2 separate regions of the Homo sapiens genome follow, and region 1 is linked to region 2. The links are chromatin loops, found by intact Hi-C in ENCODE. Cell type or tissue: PC-3. All regions are shown on one strand. Each heading gives the region's core, and the rest is flanking DNA. Links, peaks and the distances in the headings are about the cores only. Region 1 overlaps RELN (reelin). Region 2 overlaps ORC5 (origin recognition complex subunit 5).

Region 1 (4,406 bases), core at 337-4,336, 500 kb after region 2:
GTCTGAGATGGAGTGGTGGGGCTGGGTAGGAGGAGCCAGGAAGTTTGGGAAAGACTGTACAGAAAGGTGTTTGATATTTCAAGGACATCTTAAAGAATGACCCTGAGTTTGTTTGATAGACAAAAAGTTAAGATTCAGAGGGCTGACAGAATGTTTTAGTGACTTTGAATTCACATTGTATGGCAAAAGAGTTTGGGTACAAGGCAGAAGAGACATGGTACAAGGCGAGAGATTGTGCTAGAAATGTTCTTGGGCCAGGCCAAGAAGGACTGCATGTTCTGCATTAAGGAACTTGGAATTTGTCCAGATAGCAATGGGGGAGCCCCTGAAAGACTTTAAACAAAGGAGAGATGTAATCATGTATGCAGTTTAGAAATATCACTGAGTGTCTACTAAATAGAGTCTGAACTCCCCTCTTTCCAAACTCTCCATGGATTTGTTCCACTGTACTATTCAAATGTATTTTTTACTCTCCCCTAACACACATCCTCCACCAAGGTCTATTGATTTCTGCACTGTTAATAGTGTCACCCGTTTCTTTTTTTTTTTTTTTTTTTTGTGACGGAGTCTCGCTGTGTCACCCAGGCTGGAGTGCAGTGGTGCAATCTCAGCTGGCTCACTGCAACCTTTGCCTCCTGGGTTCACACCATTCTCCAGCCTCAGCCTCCCGAGTAGCTGGGACTACAGCCATGCACCACCACACCAAGCTAATTTTTTTGTATTTTTAGTAGAGATGGGGTTTCACCCTGTTAGCCAGGATGGTCTCAATCTCCTGACCTCGTGATCCGCCCACCCCGGCTTCCCAAAGTACTAGGATTACATGTGTGAGCCACCATGCCTGCTGGTCATTCCCATTTCTTAGCCTATAGTCATGTGATTTCGTCAACACATTATGCAACTGTGGTAAGAGCATAGGCTCTGGAGTCACACTGCATGGCTTTGAATACTGTCCTCTTCCTTTGCTAGTCATTCTTAACCTCTCTTCATCTCAGTTTCTTCATCTAAAATTGGGGTAGTAATGGTGACTACCTCATAGGGTCACTGTGAGAATTAAATGACTTTAATGTGTAAAGGCCCTAGAAAAGGATCTGGCCAGGTAGTTAGCACTCAATAAAAGCCAGCTATTTTTATTCTCTTCTACATATCCAATTACCTGTTTGATGAGACCCAGTTTAAATCCCATCTCCTTTTTGAAAACTTGCTAGACTTTTGCCAATTCTTATGACTTTTCATTTTATTACTATTTTCAATAGGTAAAACATCATACAAGTATTTATATTATGAGTCTGTCTTTTATAATTCACTGTTTCCTTAGTTCATTGATTTCCCAACTCAACTATAAGTACTTAAAGAATGAAAAGTATCTCAGTCTGGAGCATGGCTCTGATCACAAGTAGACACACCGTATACAAGATTGATTAAATTCATCCCTCTACAGGAAAACTATAACTGTGAATGTAATGTGTTTAAAGTGTATTCACTACCTAAAATTTGTGTTTAAAGTTTAATCATTGCCTAAATAAAGTGCCATATCTTTATTTCAGAATTATTCATTACTAAGTAAGTAAGTGTCCCTCACTAAAAACTAAATGTTATTCTTTATAAAGATTTGGCTTAATATTCTAACTCTAACTCTTAATCCCCCTTTTTTTTTAGATGGGATGTCTTGGGAGCTGTCATTGGTACAGAATGTGGAACGATAGAATCAGGCTTATCAATGGTCTTCCTCAAAGATGGAGAGAGGAAATTATGCACTCCATCCATGGACACTACCGGTTATGGGAACCTGAGGTTTTACTTTGTGATGGGTAAGTACATTTTCACAAACTTTGTTCACCGTGGGGCAAATCCTAGGCCAGCACCTATTCCTGAGGAAGTAAGATTGTTTGTTGTCAACTACGTAAAATGAAAATTCATGAAACGTGAGCTCTCCAGACAGAGCAGAAGCCTGTGGTACTCCCCCGTGTTTCAGGCCAGCCCCGCTGGAGCCAACCTAAAGAGATCTAGTCATGGCTTGCCATGATGAGGCCTGAAGAAGAAATGCCATAATACCTTCCTTCCACCTCTCCCTCCATGGTCATAGCTGAAAAGACAATGAGAGATAAGCTAAAACAAAGCGATTTCTTTTTCCCAGCTTCCCCCCAAAAATAGTCATCAAGGTGAGCCTTTGTTTTCATGAATATCTCATCATTGCATAACTCTTTTGTAGTAGGAAGCTGAGAAATTTAGGTTAATACTTTAATAATACTCTCTATTTTCTAATATGTTTGCAAACACATTAAGAAAAACATGTGTTCATAAGTTATAGTTTTCTTCAAAGTATTGTAGAGCAAATAAAGATAGTTGGAAAATTACCCAAAAAGGAGTTAGAAGGTTGAACTTTGTGACCTCCAAAGTTAATCCTTTTAGTCAACAAGAGCCACAGTTACATATTCTCTCACTGATGTCATTCCAGAAATGTGAGTAGGTGTCACATGCCTTCTTTGTTGAGTGACTGGAAAAGCACAGGCAATATCTGGAAGTGAAACAGGAAATAAACACTGTCTACCTTTGAACTTACTAGCAAAGATGTCAGTTCATCAGGACAAACAGATCTCCTGAGTCTAACTTCAGCATTGACGATTTATTTCTCTTGTATTCCTCACTTCACCTTTTTGATAATCATACAGCTCAGGGTTGCATGGGAAACCTCAGATTGTATCATGCTCTCAAGCATATTACCTATGTGATGCTAACTCATTTTCCATAATTATGTGTTTGATAACAGAGAAATTGTGCATATAAAATAAAGTAATATAGTCTCACATTTAAGGACAACCTCACCTTCACTCTGAACTGGTTTGTCTATTTAAAGGCCCAGAGCTCATTTTCTTTACATAATTAGAATTCAAACTGGCTCTCATTTTATCAAAAGGGATTCCTGGAAAACCTTAAGCCCTCCTCCAAAAAAGTTGTAATAAACATTTAGTATGCCAGCCTAATTTAAGTTTTTTCCCTTTTCCCCATTTTTGACACAATGTATTTCATACCATATTTTGATTTTATTATAATAAATTAACCATATTTGGTGATTTATATGAGATTAAGTCATCATTATATAAGTTCCTTTATATAATTGTCTTTATATAAGATTAATCTTTAATTTTTTCTGGAACAAAGCATATTATTAATCAATGAATTAAAACAGTATTACTATGATGGGGAATTGATTTGAGTGAGCCCAAAGAAGTACATTATCCCAAGTAAAAGCCTCTTCATTCAATTAAAACAGTAAGGAATGCCTACTGAATATAGAGCCTTAAGCCAGGATATATGGAGAATACAAATGGGGAGAATAATGTCACCTAAATCACAGAGTTGCTGGTCAAATGAGTTAATGTATGAAAAGCACTCAAAACTGCCAAATAAATATTTAGACTCAGTATATCTCTGTTGTTATTGATATAAAAATTAATCTGAGTTCCCACCCACAAGTACCATCTGACTATAAGGTAGAATGCAGTGTGCTGTAATGGAATGAAATGCTATGAGAGTATAGAGGAAGCTGTAATTGCAGTGGAGGGATTAGGGTAAAGCTTCATGAAGGAGATGGCATTTGAACTCACCCTTGAAGGATGGGCATGATTTAAATTTAAGGAAGAGAATTCCAAGCTAAGCCATTATGAAAAAAGGGCACAAGAATAAAGGTATGTCATATGTTTGGGGCTGGGTGATTTTCCCAATATAGATAAGTGGAAGCACGTAAGATGGAACTAGAAAAGCAAATTGGAACCAGAATAGTGTTTTCTTTAATTCCTACTAAGGAGTTTGGATTTTCTTTCTCTAGGTAGTGTGGAGCTATCAGAAAATTCCTGTTAGTTCAGCATTACATTATCACCTGTGTTTTAGAAAAGTAATTCTAGCAGGAGTATGATGGAAGATTGAAATAATCAGAAATTAAAGGGCAAGAGATCAGTTAGGGCAGGGTTGCTAGATTTAGAAAAGAAATATATGTATAAGAGAGTAAGTGTGGAATAGAATATTTTGATGTTGCTTATGTTAAGATCAGGTTTCTGGAATGCCATATGAAGGGAGAAATTCTATTCAGAATTCGAATCAGATTCGAAAATCATCCATATGCAGGTGATAACTGGAGCCACTAGAACTGCTATGTTCTCCCAAGCAGAAGGTAGCATAAGACAAACAATTCTTAGGGAGAACCCTCATCTAGGTATAAGTAGAGGGGAAAATAGTAGTAAAGGAGACTGAGAAAGAACATAAACAGAGGTGGGTGGAAGGTGTCATTGGAGCCTACAGGAGGAAGGAAGACAGTGGTTTGGGGGTAATGGCAGGGAGATGATCAACAGTGTAAGGAATGCCAGAGAGAGAGAGAGAGAGAGATCAACCAGGATAAGGGCTGAGAGGCC
Region 2 (4,406 bases), core at 247-4,246:
GTTTACAGTCCCACCAACAGTGTAAAAGTGTTCCTATTTCTCCACATCCTCTCCAGCACCTGTTGTTTCCTGACTTTTTAATGATCGCCATTCTAACTGGTGTGAGATGGTATCTCATTGTGGTTTTGATTTGCATTTCTCTGATGGCCAGTGATGATGAGCATTTTTTCATGTGTGTTTTGGCTGCATAAATGTCTTCTTTTGAGAAGTGTCTGTTCATATCCTTCGCCCACTTTTTGATGGGGTTGTTTGTTTATTTTTTTGTAAATTTGTTTGAGTTCATTGTAGATTCTGGATATTAGCCCTTTGTTAGATGAGTAGGTTGTGAAAATTTTCTCCCATTTTGTAGGTTGCCTGTTCACTCTGATGGTAGTTTGTTTTGCTGTGCAGAAGCTCTTTAGTTTAATTAGATCCCATTTGTCAATTTTGGCTTTTGTTACCATTGCTTTTGGTGTTTTAGACATGAAGTCCTTGCCCATGCCTATGTCCTGAATGGTATTGCCTAGGTTTTCTTCTAGGGTTTTTATGGTTTTAGGTCTAACGTTTAAGTCTTTAATCCATGTTGAATTAATTTTTGTATAAGGTGTAAGGAAGGGATCCAGTTTCAGCTTTCTACATATGGCTAGCCAGTTTTCCCAGCACCATTTATTAAATACTTTCTTAAGGCTGTAAATGAATGCTAGATAGTGCTTCTGAGAAGTTTAGAGCAGAAAGAGATCAATTCTAGATTGGGCAGGTTGAAAGAGTTCACAGAAGATGAAAAATGAGGCTTGGCTGTGGAGAATGAGTAGGAGTTTTTGTTTTTTAAATATTTCTCATTTACATAAGTGATACATGTTTATTATACAGAAATGTATAAATGGGTAAATAGAGAAATAATAGTTTAAAATCACCTGATATCTTATTTCCAAAGGATAGAGTTAAGGTTAGAGATTCAGAAAGAAAGGTTAATATGATCTGAAGAAAGGTTTGAAAAGCAAGGCATACCTGTGAACTGTCACCCTGGTTTGGTTGGAATTGAATGGGGTTATATTGTAGTGGTAGTTGTCATTGTAGTTGTGATTGTAATAGTAGCATCATAGTAACACTACTGCCACCACATGCCACACCTTACTATTGGTACCTTACATATTGTTCTTTACATTCGTAGAGCATTTTCTGTTTTTAGAAATAAACTCTTCAGCAATTTTATCCTCTGGGGAAAATATATGGCAATTAAAAACAATGGGAGGCTTCTGATTTAGAGATTTACTAGCTGCTCTGAGCCATTGACTATGATGAACAATGTCCGCAGTCTTCGTGGTTATAGCAGTGCCAGTAATATTACACAGTTAAGAAAACAACTTGGCCCAAAATGTATCTTTGTCTGTTAATGAAGTTAAATTTTTTTCAAACTTGACAATTGTAGTTGCTGATCTTTTTATTCTTTATCTCTTCTAATTAACATTTTATAATCAAAATGATAAATTTGTATATTTAAAGTATTGCTATACATGAATTTAGGTGAATTTAATAGCAAGTCATTTAGGAACACAATCTTAGTTATTCTCATTGGGTATACAAAGGGTCGGGGAGTAGGTAGAGATAGATGCAACTAGTTCTAAGGAGTTGATCTTTACTTTTGCTTGGTCAGTAAAGTATCCAAGAAAATCTAATAACATATATATTGTGTTCCAGAACAAAATGTGGCAAGAATCTCATCCAAAGAGTATTTCTCCCACATGCCTTATATTTTCTTCTTCCCATTGACTCCCAGTGACCTTTTCTAGTTTTCTTCTTTCTCCTTTTATTCTTCTATCAAAATTATACTCTTAACCATGGGAATGGCAGTTTGTATTTAACCTACATACACTTAATTTTTTAAGTGAAAAACAGAAATACGTTTGTTTTCAAAGTGCTTATTTGGTACGAACACTAGATGGCAATGTTTTTGCATTCTGGCTTTAAGATGAGCCAGGCAAACAGACCTTTTACCTGTTAATACTGTCTGTGATATCTAGAGAAATTTGTTAACATATTGGGTCATTTGAATGGAAATAAACTTGCTGAAAAATGTAATTATAAACATGTATGTGTGTATTTACACTTTTATGAAAATGTAAATAAAATTGGCAATGAATTATATTTCGTACCTGGAGGTAAATTGCTTTTTATTAGTTATAATGTGTCTATATGAGATGATCATGTATTATTTTTGTATTCACCTGTTTTAAGAATTTATTTTATAGTGATATGCTATTTTTATAGCTGGATTTACTGACTAAATAATTGTTTAAACTTATTTTGTGTATAAATTGATCATGTATGATATAGACATTCAGAATTCTCCTGAAGCAAAAGTTTATTTCCATTGTATTTCAAATCTAATCTATTCTATAATGAAGTTATAAAAATAGTAACTCAAGGACTCTTTAAAGTTTATTAAAATTCCAATTGAGAATAATAAATTTATAATAGTACTAGCAGCAATATTGTATTGTAGTTGGCATTATTCTGAATTTCTTCATTCTCTATTGAATTTTAAATAAAATTCTATTCATTAGTCTCACAAGTAAGTGAAGAGAATAGTAGCACATTTAACATTTTATGTTAATGTTCAGATTTATTGAACTTAAATATGACTTTAAATTTTTTTTTAGATTATTATTTTAGTCTTACCTGGTTTTTACCTTTAGTACAATTTTGCAGTCATTATCTTGGGTCATTTTTAAAATTTTCATTCCAGTAAGATAAATGTAGCCCTTCTATGTATGCCTGAACTTCATGGGTGACAAAGCATTAATTCTGGTATTTCATTCTTTTCTCCTTTCCTTTCTGCTCTCATCATAAGATAGAATGGAATACATGCAGTAAATGGGTAAAGTTTATAGGTATTCTTTCTAAATTTTTAATTTGATCAGTTATGATTTTGAAGACCATTTGTCAGCTTTTAAAGAAATAGTATTGTCTTTTTTTCCAGAAATATATTAAAGCCAAGTTATGCTTTTTAATTCTTTTTTTCTTAAAAGAAAAAAATATGGGAATTTCCGAATTATCTGTTTCATTCTTTTTATAGTTCTATGTCTCCTCTTACTCATTCTTACCTCCCCTACCCAAATACTCTTGTAGTTAGGTCAGAGCAATAGGAGTACAGTTCTTTAAGATTATCAGAGATACCACTTATTTTAAAATCTCAAAGCCATATTGCTTTATTTTTTTCCCAGAGAATAAAATTGCTGGAGAGTTTATTTCTAAAATCATTGGTATAGGTTTCTAAAGTGACTTGTAAAAGGAATATGTTTTAATTTTCATTGATCTGCTTCGATCAATTTGCATTTTGGAAAATAATTTTTGAAAGTAGTTTACTATAATTCTGCCATTTAAAAGGTTTTATTTTAATAATATTACTATATTATAAAATAATGTATTCTGAATTAATACCAAGAAACAGCTGAAAGATTAGAAAAGGAGCATAGTTCTTTTTAAAAAATAGTTCTGTGTACCATATTGACAAGTTGGATTTTTCCATAATTAATACCTAATTTCTGAGTGGTTTCATACTTAGTTGTACATAATAAAAAATTTAGAGTGTTTTTGCAAATTTATTTTCATTTATAAGAACATAAACATTTTGTAGCATAGTTTAATATACAAATATATACCTTTTCTGTTTGTACCTTCTCTGCTTATGAACTCATGTCATGATACTATGGATACACTTGGAGTTATTTGTTACATCGATTTAACTTATTGGTCATGAATCAACAATCGTTTCTTACGGAGGTTTTATTTATTGTAATAGCATTTAGACAACCTTACTACTCATTTAGGTGTTGTTTTATAAGATATGTAGGATATATCCAAACCAATTGTTTTTCTCAAATGAATTTATCATCAGTCAGAAAGCAGAATGATAATTTAGTTGTTTCATCTATGAAAATTTTTTTTTTAGCAAATACTTCATCTGTAATTCACCATAGCTGTAGGAAGATGTTTTTGCTATACTGTACTTGTTAAGGTAGCTAACGTTTTATTACACCAAAAATAGATTTTGGCATATTTCTTCAAATACAGGTAGATATGTGGTAAATTTATATAGTTTTCAGTTTTCTAAAGAGGAGACGTTGTTAATTTTTATTTAATTCTAAAACGTTTATAAATAAAAATATTTTAATCTAATTCACATTTCAAGTTCAAAGTCAGTGTTTATTTTTTTTCCATGGTTGGAATTAAATTTATCTTTCTCTGCTTAAAATTTCATTTAACAAATATTTACTAAGTGTCTACTATGTTTCAGGCATTGTCTTGGATAAAGAGAATACAGAAATGAAGATGTGTCTGTGGATTCCACAGCCCTTCATTTGTGCTGGTGCAGCCACCAGATTCTATTTTATATGTTTAGAGTTAATGGTGTATATATGTATTTA

Evidence for each region. Peaks named below come from ENCODE experiments on the same cell type or tissue, not always from the same donor. Only the 100,000 strongest peaks of a DNase experiment are listed, where the experiment ranks them.
Region 1: a loop joins it to region 2, with 7 times the contacts of the local background. A loop is called at or near these places in 4 of 110 quality-filtered maps.

Annotation. Positions count from the first base shown.
Region 1 is chr7:103,658,778-103,663,183 of GRCh38, reverse strand. RELN (reelin) reads left to right here. Exons shown (of 65, transcript NM_005045.4): 12 at 1,657-1,808. Among named protein-coding and RNA genes, the nearest start is that of SLC26A5, 210 kb to the right of the region's middle. RefSeq lists an enhancer at 1,384-2,583. In PC-3, for the core only: no CTCF peak of the experiment used is centred there; a DNase peak (open chromatin) is centred at 2,463; H3K27ac peaks cover 1,335 bases.
Region 2 is chr7:104,154,485-104,158,890 of GRCh38, reverse strand. All of the region lies in intron 12 of ORC5 (origin recognition complex subunit 5), which reads left to right. Among named protein-coding and RNA genes, the nearest start is that of ORC5, 51 kb to the left of the region's middle. In PC-3, for the core only: CTCF peaks have their summits at 1,703 and 1,911 (motif pointing right); no DNase peak of the experiment used is centred there.